2 separate regions of the Mus musculus genome follow, and region 2 is linked to region 1. The links are chromatin loops, found by intact Hi-C in ENCODE. Cell type or tissue: left cerebral cortex. All regions are shown on one strand. Links, peaks and the distances in the headings refer to the core of each region. The heading gives the core; the rest is flanking DNA.

Region 1 (6,025 bases), core at 870-4,869:
TCACCACTTTCTCCCATCAGCAGATGTTCACAGACTATAGGAGATTAGCTAAACCTTCCTCCTTATTCATATATATAGATCAACCTCAACCTCACCTCCTTGTTCACCTATATGCAATAGTCCTGCCTCCCTGTTGAAACATATATAATAAGCACACTGAGCTTGTGGAGTGCTATGGCTCCACTCGTCCATCAGAGTAAGCACATACCACCAGACCCCAGCTTTTCTGTGTGTCTGTGTGCTGCCATTTCCTTATTTCCTTGCCCTAGTCAGGGTTCAGGAATCCAAGCCATGCATGAACATCATAGTGACCATTTCCATCAATTCTGAACTTGATAAAGAGTTAGCCCACTAGGGCCTGTAATATTGGCTCATGAATCCAGACCTCCAAGCTGTCTACTTGAAGAAAAATTGCTCTTAACTGTCTCGATAGTTAATTTTTCCAAATGAGGCTACTATAGAGATGACCAGATAATATTGCATTCATGCTGTTCCTCCCTGCCCTGTCCTAGACTTGCACATATCATATATAGTCTAAAAGAACTTCCAAGGATTTCTTAAGTTATTAGCATTAGTTTTTCATCTGAGTGAAATCTTTAGAAATTAATTAAAAACTCTTGCAAGCCACATTGCATTTCAAACCATGGAAGAACACTAACCTGGAGCAACACAAGCAAGACCTACTGCCCAGCCTTGCCAAGACACCCAGCTCCTGGAGGCACATGGGTCTACTTCATGTTTTCTCCTGATGACAGCAACTACAAGTTTCCAGCACCAAACCTCTCTACATTGTTGTAGCTTCTTACAGTACCTTAAGAAATAGACTTTACCTTTCACCTTTTATTAATCAACAAAAAAGGCCACCCTAATAAATGAGAATTCTTCAAACTTACTTCCAAGACCATATTCCTTCTATTCTACCCTTCCTCTCATTTCCCCAAGAAGTCTTCTACTTAATAATTACTCATTAGTAATAAATTAAAACGTGAAAGATTTTGACTGTGGGAATAGTCATTTCTGCACCCACTCTAGGCAGTGTGTGACATCAAGTTTGGACCTGAGAGAGCCATCTCTGCAGGGGCTCACACATGGGTGAGTCTGGAGCATCTGCCCATCTGTCCGTTCACAATCCTCAGAATCCCAGAGCTGGAGCGCTGGAGCAATTAAGGAGTGGTGCCTATTCACTGAGAATCCAAGGGGGAAAGGAGAGACACTGGAACATTTTGTGCTTGGAGGGAATTTGGTCCCTGGGGTTCCTATGTTGATTTCGTTTGTGTCTGCCTTCCTATAAACAAAAGCAGAACAATGACAGGAAGGAATACCAGAAGGCTCCAGGCTAGCTGTGAGCAAAGGAAGTTTGCAGTGCACAGCATCAGGTCAGGGCGTTCCCGATGGGTCTGCTGCAGCCTGACTGGCACATTGGAGCTCTTCAAGGAGAAAAGAAAGTTCCTGGGTTTGGGAGTAGACAAAGCATCACTAAGAACACTTACCCAGCGCCTTCTACACTTGCCCCCACCTCATGCTTAATAAAATTAATGTAAAATCCAGAGTGAAGAAAGAACAGGTAAGTAAAGCAGTTTGAGGTGATGACAATGCTAGTAAGGGAAGAAAATCAGGAGAGCTAGTAGAAGATTTGAAGGCAGAAATCTTGCTTACCTGCACCCAGTACCGAGTCATACTCACACTGGCTCCTCGGGTGGTACCCGAGGCTTCTCTCCTGTTCTTAGCAGTTGTGTCCTTTCTTTGCCCTCTGCTCACCAGAAAGCTAGTGGTGGTGCAGGAGCAGCTACACCCGACCCCTAAAGGTGAAGAGGCACTGGGCTGGCAAGCTCTCTAGTCTTCTCCCTTGGTGTACTGTAACCTAATTCCTGAAGCGTCTTTGTTCCTTGGGACTTTAAATATCCCCTGTGCTCACCGTGCCCTTCTCTGACTTCTGACATCCTTGGTTCCTAATCCCTTAGTCTCAGAAGCATCAAAGAAAGCCAGATGCCAAGTCCCCGTAAGAAGAAAAGAAAGGGCCTCCAAAGTTTGGAAAACTTTAAGGTCTGGAGATGGGGACAAGGGGTGCTCCTGGGAGAAGGGAGAAGCTCACCTGTTGATGGAGGTACGAAAGTTTGGCTCTCCCACCCTCCTCCCACCGCGATTCCCAGATCCCTGCCACGCCCAGCCCAGCCTTCTTGCCAGGCCCAATACTCACCTTGAGCCCTCGGATCTCGCCGAGATGCAGCTGCAGGCGGCGGTTGACCTCGCGAATGAGGTTGCTGTGGTCCAGCATCGCGCTCACCTTCTCGGCTTCGGCTCGCCGCAGGCTGCGGATCAGCTCCTCCTTGCTCCACTGCAGCAGCTCTTCGTCCGTCACTTTAGATAGATCATCCACGCCCGTGGGTGTCGACGCACCGGCCGGAGCCGAGGGACAACTTTCCGCCGCTGGCGCTGAGCCTCCAGCCGCCTTAGACATGGTATCCGCGCAGCGGCAGGTGCGAGTGGGTAGAGGCGAAACGACTGGCGAAGGTGCAGGCGCGGCTGGGTGGCCTCCTCCCACACCCCTGTACGCTTCCAGAGTCAGAGGTACCTCCGGGGGACCGCTGCGTGGGGACGGCAGGAATCGCGCTGCGTGGCCATCCTACCTCGCCATCCAAGCGCGAGTACCTGCCGAATCTCGGGGCCCGACAGCCAGTTCCTGGTGGCTGCATAGGTCCGTCCCAACTCGGCGCAATTCCATGGTGAAGGGCGCCGGGGAGCAGGAGCGGGCGGGGACACCAAGAGAGATCTGTCTCAATCCCCTGCCCTCTCCTTCGCTCAGATCCAGACAGCCATCCCTCACGGTCTGACACACACACACACACACACACACACACACACACACACACACACAGGCACACGATGCACACGCCCTTCCCTCTCGCTTGCTAAACCCCGAGGCTCCGCTGCTACCCTAGGGCGAGCTGCTGTCCTTCCCAGAAAGCTCCGCGCAGCTGGCTAGCTGTAGTCCTATGGCTGATCCTAAACTGTTCTGGGAAGCCTTGGGTTTTCAGAGCCCAGAAAAGGATGGGCGGGGATTGGGGAGCAGCAGCAGGGAGGAAGCTGGCTCCCGGGGCGCCCGCATTCCGCAACACCTTCTGCAAAGGCCAAACCCGAATGGCACTCAGCTGCCCAACCGGACCCTGAGCTCCTGGTGCTCTGCTGCTAGGGACGATTGGGAGCGCGGTTCCCAGAGCACAGGGATGCGGGTGGGGCTGGAGTCAAGAGCAGGTGCCGCCAGGGCGTTGAGAGGCTCGCGCGCGCCACCAAGTGACTATAGGCTGTCCCCTCCCCTCCATCTCTGCAAGTCAGACTAGTTCAGGAGAGGCAGCCTGCTGACCAAAATGAGCGACATTCAGTTCTTGGAAGAATTGGATGCAGAAATTTCGAGAGCAAGACATATGACTAACTAGCTAGATGCACTTCGGAGAACTGGAGAAGAGGGAAGAAAGCCTGTACCGGAGGTCACAAAATCCTCAAGTTCAGGAAATCAGGGCAAAGAGCTGTTAAATTCAGCCCTTTGGGGACCTCCACCCCATTCCCAGGCCTTTGTTTTCTCTAAAATCTCACCACCTTATGAAGAAGCTTCAGGTGGAAGTACTTGGCCCTTTTAAAGTTCGTTTGGGAAATATCAAGGCCTTTAGAAAATAAAATAACTTCTGCTTCTCCAGGAGCCTGGATTTTCAGGTCTGCATACCCGGTGCCCTTGGCAAAGTAAACTGAAATACCAACCAATACCAACTGAGCTTTTCACTCCTCTGTGCTGCAAACTGGGCTGGCCTTTGATGGTCCGATCTGGAAGGAGGGTTCTATGTTTTGGCTAGTCTCTGGTTAAATACAGCACAATCCTCTTTCAGCTGAAAATACACTTGTTTTCCTAAAGGATGGGTGCAGAAGGCCCTGACAGTATCATTTCTAGGAAGCTGACAGGACCAGAAAATTATAGAATCACACTATCCCAGCCTGAGCTTCTGTCACAGTGAGGGTCTCAATCAGTTCCCTCTAATGAGGCAGTGCATATCCTCTTTAAAGCTGCCACCTTGTGAAAAATGATGAGTTAGGGACTGAAACCTTTGCCTTCTGGAGATCGAAGGAAAGTAGTACGGTTAGCCCCTGACCATGAACACACACACACACACACACACACACACACACACACACACACACACACACCACATACATAACTGTACTCATAGAGACTTCCTTCTGTATCTGGGCCTTTGCCCTCTCTTCTCACAGCATGCATGTACTCTCACCTTCTCTCTGACATACTGGCATCCAACTCTCCCCCCCCCCCACACACACACACACTAACCTTTGGTCATATTTGCAACCCAAAAATGTCTTCCTTGGTACGCTGAAGCACTGTAATCCTAGGAGAAAGTGGCTCCTCTCTCAATTTTCAGCAAAGGGAGAAGTCTGTTAAAGGTTTCTTTCAACACACCCAGAGACCAAGACCCAGCTAGTCCTCCAATGCTTTCCACTGCTTACTTCAGCTTACAACCCTCCCAACCTTTCACTTCAGATAACTCAGTCCTTCCCCTGTATTAATGGTCTTGACTATGTCTGGTGTAATTTTCTTGACATTTCCTTGTCTCTCCGATGCACAGGTTTTTAAGAGAATGCTGCATAACAGTTTGGAAATGGAAGAGAATACACAAGATGGAAAATTGTGAATGTCGTTCCATGTTCTTGCTTTTGATGAATCTTGAGTCACTGGTACTCAGGCCCCATGGAGACGGCTTGCTTTTAGGTGCTTCATCGGGACTTTAAAACAAAGTTCAGCCAATGATTACAGTGCCCAGGGCAGCTTCTTGTTTGAATCTTGGAACCACCATGGTATTTATCCCTAGATGACAGGAATCTACTGCTTTGCTCAGTTTATTTCTCAAGATTTATCATTTTTTGTCATGCATTCATCCTTCATAGTCCCCTAAGCAAGTTGCACCTTCAGCAGATTCCACCGTCTACTACTGGACCCAATCTTAGTCTTCCCAGACTCCAAACCATGGGATAGAACAATCTAGTGACTGTAAGACACCCAATAATAGGTCAAGTAAGAAAATAAGTTTTCATCTCTGTGCACCCCTTAACTCCTAGCTCAGAGTAAGCATTAAATGAAAATAGGCGGAAAGAAAGGGGGCCAATGGTAACATAACTGTCAGGGACCTTTCCTTATCTGCATTCTTTTAGCCTCTTTGTTTGGATTGTCTTACAACCCACAACATATACACAACCCTTAATTTTGAAAATATTAATTACTGTTTAGTATTGTACTGTTAGGGAAGTTAGAGAAGTGTTGAACACAGTTGGAACTTTTTCAAATTGTTTAAAATTAGGATAAAATGTGCCTATAATGACTTAGCCTCAAATTTCTGCAAAATGTATTCAGTTGACAGTTTTGTTGTTGTTGTTGTTGTTGTTGTTGTTGTTGTTGTTGTTGTTGTTGTTGTTGCTGTTGCTGCTGCTGTTGCTGCTGCTGCTGGTGGTGGTGTTGCTGCTGTGCTTTGTTTCATTTTGTTATTTTCTGATGATGCCAGACAAAATCCATCGGCATTGTAAAGCAGGGCTGACCTCACTGTATCTGTTTTGAACCCAGTAACACAGGCAGCTGTAGACACATTCTGCCATATTTCCACAAGAGCCAATTTCCCAGAAAATATGCACAACTCAGCATAAATGTATTACAGTTCACCTTTGATACCTCACTTCTGAGTCCAGAATTATGCCTTCCATGCCCATGGACTTTACTTGATAAAACAATGAGCCAAACTATATCCATCCTCCCATAAGTTTCTTCATGCTAGGTATGGTCACACTGATAGAAAAAGAAACAGGCCATCTCACTGTTAGTCCCGACCAATTCCAGAAGAGAGCCAGTTTTACAGAGGACAAGGAGGAGGAGGTAGGACCACTGAGGCAGGGGTTGGAGCTCTGCAGTCTCCTCCAATCTCTGTAGTAACCACTGGAAGCTGGAAGACACAGCAATAGATACTGCCTAGGG
Region 2 (6,025 bases), core at 873-4,872, 120 kb before region 1:
TCCATCCATTTGGCTAGGAATTTCATAAATTCATTTTTTTAATAGCTGAATAGTACTCCATTGTGTAAATGTACCACATTTTCTGTATCCATTCCTCTGTTGAGGGACATCTGGGTTCTTTCCAGCTTCTGGCTATTATAAATAAGGCTGCTATGAACATAGTGGAGCATGTGTCCTTCTTACTGCTTGGAACATCTTCTGGATATATGCCCAGAAGAGGTATTGCGGGATCCTCCAGTAGTACTATGTTCAATTTTCGGAGGAACTGCCAGACTGATTTCCAGAGTGGTTGTACAAGCTTGCAATCCCACCAACAATGGAGGAGTGTTCCCCTTTCTCCACATCCTCGCCAGCATCTGCTGTCACCTGAGTTTTTTTTTCCCCTTTTCCATTTTTTATTAGGTATTTAGCTCATTTACATTTCCAATGCTATACCAAAAGTCCCCCATACCCACCCACCCCCACTCCCCTACCCACCCACTCCCCCTTTTTGGCCCTGGCATTCCCCTGTACGGGGGCATAAAAAGTTTGCATGTCCAATGGGTCTCTCTTTTCAGTGATGGCCGACTAGGCCATCTTTTGATACATATGCAGCTAGAGACAAGAGCTCCGGGGTACTGGTTAGTTCATAATGTTGTTCCACCTATAGGGTTGCAGATCCCTTTAGCTCCTTGGGTACTTTCCCTAGCTCCTCCATTGGGAGCCCTGTGAACCATCCATTAGCTGACTGTGAGCATCCACTTCTGTGTTTGCTAGGCCCCAGCATAGTCTCACAAGAGACAGCTACATCTGGGTCCTTTCAATAAAATCTTGCTAGTGTATGCAATGGTGTCAGCGTTTGGAAGCTGATTATGGGATGGATCCCTGGATATGGCAGTCTCTACATGGTCCATCCTTTCATCTCAGCTCCAAACTTTGTCTCTGTAACTCCTTCCATGGGTGTTTTGTTCCCACTTCTAAGGAGGGGCATAGTGTCCACACTTCAGTCTTCATTCTTCTTGAGTTTCATGTGTTTAGCAAATTGTATCTTATATCTTGGGTATCCTAGGTTTGGGGCTAATATCCACTTATCAGTGAGTACATATTGTGTGAGTTCCTTTGTGAATGTGTTACCTCACTCAGGATGATGCCCTCCAGGTCCATCCATTTGGCTAGGAATTTCATAAATTCATTCTTTTTAATAGCTGAGTAGTACTCCATTGTGTAGATGTACCACATTTTCTGTATCCATTCCTCTGTTGAGGGGCATCTGGGTTCTTTCCAGCTTCTGGCTATTATAAATAAGGCTGCTATGAACATAGTGGAGCATGTGTCCTTCTTACCAGTTGGGGCATCTTCTGGATATATGCCCAGGAGAGGTATTGCTGGATCCTCCGGTAGTACTATGTCCAATTTTCTGAGGAACCGCCAGACTGATTTCCAGAGTGGTTGTACAAGCCTGCAATCCCACCAACAATGGAGGAGTGTTCCTCTTTCTCTACATCCACCCCAGCATCTGCTGTCACCTGAATTTTTGATCTTAGCCATTCTGACTGGTGTGAGGCCACCTGAGTTTTTGATCTTAGCCATTCTGACTGGTGTGAGGCCACCTGAGTTTTTGATCTTAGCCATTCTGACTGGTGTGAGGTGGAATCTCAGGGTTGTTTTGATTTGCATTTCCCTGATGATTAAGGATGTTGAACATTTTTTTTCAGGTGCTTCTCTGCTATTCGGTATTCCTCAGGTGAGAATTCTTTGTTCAGCTCTGAGCCCCATTTTTAATGGGGTTATTTGATTTTCTGGAGTCCACCTTCTTGAGTACTTTCTATATGTTGGATATTAGTCCCCTATCTGATTTAGGATAGGTAAAGATCCTTTCCCAATCTGTTGGTGGTCTTTTTGTCTTATTGGCGGTGTCTTTTGCCTTGCAGAAGCTTTGCAACTTTATGCGGTCCCATTTATCAATTCTCGATCTTACAGCACAAGATATAAGATACAATTTGCTAAATGCATGAAACTCAAGAAGAACGAAGACCAAAGTGTGGACACTTTGCCCCTTCTTAGAATTGGGAACAAAACACCCATGGAAGGAGTTACAGAGACAAAATTTGGAGCTGTGACAAAAAGATGGACCATCTCGAGACTGCCATATCCAGGGATCCATCCCATAATCAGCTTCCAAACGCTGACACCATTGCATACACTAGCAAGATTTTATTGAAAGGACCCAGATATAGCTGTCTCTTGTGAGACTATGCCGGGGCTTAGCAAACACAGAAGTGGATGCTCACAGTCAGCTAATGGATGGTTCACAGGGCTCCCAATGGAGGAGCTAGGGAAAGTACCCAAGGAGCTAAAGGGATCTGCAACCCTATAGGTGGAACAACATTATGAACTAACCAGTACCCCGGAGCTCTTGTCTCTAGCTGCATATGTATCAAAAGATGGCCTAGTCAGCCATTACTGGTAAGAGAGGCCCATTGGATTTGCAAACTTTATATGTCCCAGTACAGGGGAATGCCAGGGCCAAAAAGTGGGAGTGGGTAGGTAGGGGAGTGGGGGGAGGGTATGGGGCACTTTTGGGATAGCATTGGAAATGTAAATGAGGAAAATACCTAATAAAAAATATTAAAAAATAAAAGAAAGAAAGCACTACTACCCTTTAGTGGGTCTTCCTGTTTCAAGGGCAGCACTGAGCAGGCCCTTTCTGTTGATCTACACAATCTCACCATACTGAGATGGCTAGGCCTAAAATCAGCAGGGAATCCCTTATTAGCTATTACAGATAGCTTTCAGCTTGCAGGCATTCCCACACACATACACATGTGCCACTTATTCATTGGTTTAAAAACTGTATTATCCAGTGGGATGAAGAGTGGCTTAGTGGCTAAAAGTGCTTGCTACTCTGAGAAGCCCTGAATTATGTTTCTGGAACCTACATATGGTAGCACCATATGTAACTTCAGCTTCAGCGGGATAACAGCCTTTTTTGGCTTCTGTGGGCAGGTAGTCATATGTAGATTCTCACAAATAAAAGGAAAATACATCTTTTTAAGAGTGCACTAACACACAGTAGGGTTTTAATACATTTTATTTGAAGCACCTCAGTTTTCTCATGTTTCTGGCCATCATTTGCCCACTGCTACCTTCTTCTGAAAGCTTTATCTTTTCAAAGACTGATCATATAGCTTTCTGTCTTGGCAATGGCTTCCTTCACTAAATTAGCCTATGAAAGTCTGAATTGTCTTTGTATTTTCTATCACCTCAGTGAGAGTCCAAACAGATTAGCACTCATTTTATACTGTGGTTCTCCTCTCTATATGGACTCCTTAAGGACAGGAGTGAGTAGAGAGGTGTTCTGACCCACTCAAGTACTTGATATTTGAGTAAAGATATTCCATCTTAAAACGATAAATTTATTTCCACTAAGTCTATTCTAGGCAATTTCTTTTCCCGAAGGCCAGTGGAAATTTTAAAGGGAAGGACAAGTTGCTATTTATATAAAATGTAGTCTGAAAAAACAATTAGTGTGTTTCTTCCTCTGGACTATAAAATGTTTAAACAGATTGTCTTTAAGAACTTACCTTACCCAGCCCATGGGAATTCCAACACTTACTTGGATATTACCATTTGGGAAAGGGGAAAAGCTCAACTCCCAATGCAGAAATGATGCTCCCCATGGGATTCATTTTTCAGAAGCCTATGACAAAGGAAACCAAGGGCACTGGGAAGAAAAGACACCCTGGTAAAGTCATTGAAGGAAACCTGGGAAATCTGACTACAACCTCAAAGGCAAGGCTCTGGGAAAGAAGAGACAAGTCATCCACACCCCTTCCTCCAAGCAATGATCTGAGGATAAAAACACAGACAGGGCCCCAGAGCTAAGTGATGTAAAATTCAGAAGAGCAACAGAATCTACATTGTAGGTTCAAGAGCAGAAGATAAAGAAACATTGAGTAAAAAGTTATGAAAGGGAAGGACCCAGCTCTGGCTGTCCAATTACACATGGTTTTATGCATCAGCAGCCCTGTAAGTAAATGAGTGGCATGCTATAGGAGATGTCATACAAAGTTGTAGAATCATTAGCCCCCGTCTCAAACACCATTCTTTAAGGGCTACTTTTATATTAAGGAGGGCATTAGAACTGTTATCCAGATCAGAAGATAAACTATGTAGCATTTCCAAAACTATTTCAACAATTCTTCTTCCAAAAGTATGTGAGTCATATGAAGGAAAATCACTGTCATCTCACTCTCTTTATCAATTGGTATGGAAACTAAGACCCGGGGAAGCAAACTAACTAGATGAGTAGAGACTAGAACTCAGCACTGTTCATCCTAATCCTGATCAATTGTCTTTATTCCCTACCATTCTACATGTTGTATTCCCAACAACGTCAGTTCAGGCAGAAATACCTTTAGCCACACTTCCTTTCTTTCAATTTTCTGTCATCTTTCCCCCACAACTAAGGATCCAAGTTGACTCATCTTCCTTACTTGTTCTACTCATTCTCAGATCCAGACTTAGCTTCCAGCTCTCTCTGTAGAGTCCCTCCTGCTAGAGTCCTCACATCACCGGCTGTGGATCTCCTTGATTCTAATTACCTGTCTGCAGCAACACAATCTCCTGACTTCAACAAACCCAGCCTCCAGTCTCATCAGAATGTTCCCCATATCCTCTGCTGGCTCCAACCATTGCCAGAGGCAACATCATGTACCCACTTCTGTAGGACAACTCTTGCCACAGGAAGCATCCATGGCAACCAGATGGGCTAGAAGATGAAATTAAAGTTCATAGATAATTTATGAACTTATCTATGCCAATACATGGTTTATTAGAGCAGTGAACCTTTGGCAAAGCTGAGCATATTATATGAGAAATCCTCTTTGTTGTATTATGGTCTATTGGAAAATAATGTGGCTTGAGGTAACATGGCCTGGAAAGAAGAGAGGGCTTCATAGGCCTAGCAAAGATGGAGAAACAAAACAAAACAAAACAAAACAAAACAAAACAAAACAAAACAAAAGAAAAAAATCAGTGTCAAGAAATGAGGTAAATGAAGAATCAGGCGCTTTCCATTCACCCAAATAAATTCATAACCTAAAATATGCCAGATATGATGTGGAAAATGAGCACATAAGAGATTTGCACAACAGTGGAAGAATAAAGCTCACATGCATAAATAAGATTATATGATTTACAGACTACAGAGATAATAGAAGACAACATGACAAAAATAAGCGACATGTATGATCAACTAGGTCACACAATAAAAACGGTCTTCAGAAAAACGTGGCAATCCTCACAGGGCATTGACGTAATCTGGCTCATTCATCCTTCTCTTTATGATTGGCATAGCACTTAACCAATTTACTGATTAAATAAAATGATGAGTCTCAAAGCAATGTGGAAGAATAAAGAACTCAGCTTATTTTCATGCTTGTGCATTTCAGGGAACAAACATAAAACAAAAAGGGTATCTATTGGATATAAAACTTTAGAAATATTACATTAGATGAATTTCAAAACTCAACTGATTTTCAGTAAATAGTAACAGATTTTTAAATTCAGAAATAAATTCACTTATATACAGTATATATAATAAGTACACACTAAACACTAAAGGAATGAATGTTGCAAACAAAGTGCTGAGCAGAATGTGTTTTTCTTTCTGCCCAATTAAAATCCTTTAGCTCATTTTGTAAACTGGGTTGCCTGAGGCACACCATGCTTTCTCTCTCAAACTCCTAAAATTGGTTCTTCCTTCCTGAATTAGGAATCAGAGTAACAGCTGTCATGAACATGATTTACAATGCCATACACTGAAGATAAATTAATCATAAACCCTTATAATAATATAAAATAATAAGATTATTTTTTCAACCTCTATAAATATGGGCATCATGTACAGTACACAGTGATTAATAAAGGTCTCTAATGCATCATGGATTGCTCCTATATCGCAAACTACAATAATATTTCTTTGCACATTAAAATGTAAAGTACTGGAGTGGCCATAATAAGTAGTGAACCTTTCATTAAACTA

The links. A loop is a pair of places that touch in the nucleus more often than their neighbours do. Peaks named below come from ENCODE experiments on the same cell type or tissue, not always from the same donor. Only the 100,000 strongest peaks of a DNase experiment are listed, where the experiment ranks them.
Region 2: it touches region 1 in a loop (2.8-fold over the local background); 6 of 42 quality-filtered maps call a loop at or near these places.

The regions. Positions count from the first base shown.
Region 1 is chr11:28,581,085-28,587,109 of GRCm38, forward strand. It overlaps Ccdc85a (coiled-coil domain containing 85A), which reads right to left and starts at 3,240. Exons shown (of 5, transcript NM_181577.5): 1 at 2,198-3,240. The coding sequence starts at 2,458. In left cerebral cortex, for the core only: a CTCF peak has its summit at 3,297; DNase peaks (open chromatin) are centred at 1,378, 1,682, 2,738 and 3,254; H3K4me3 peaks cover 2,647 bases; H3K27ac peaks cover 2,222 bases.
Region 2 is chr11:28,462,228-28,468,252 of GRCm38, forward strand. All of the region lies in intron 2 of Ccdc85a (coiled-coil domain containing 85A), which reads right to left. Among named protein-coding and RNA genes, the nearest start is that of Ccdc85a, 120 kb to the right of the region's middle. In left cerebral cortex, for the core only: no CTCF peak of the experiment used is centred there; a DNase peak (open chromatin) is centred at 2,906.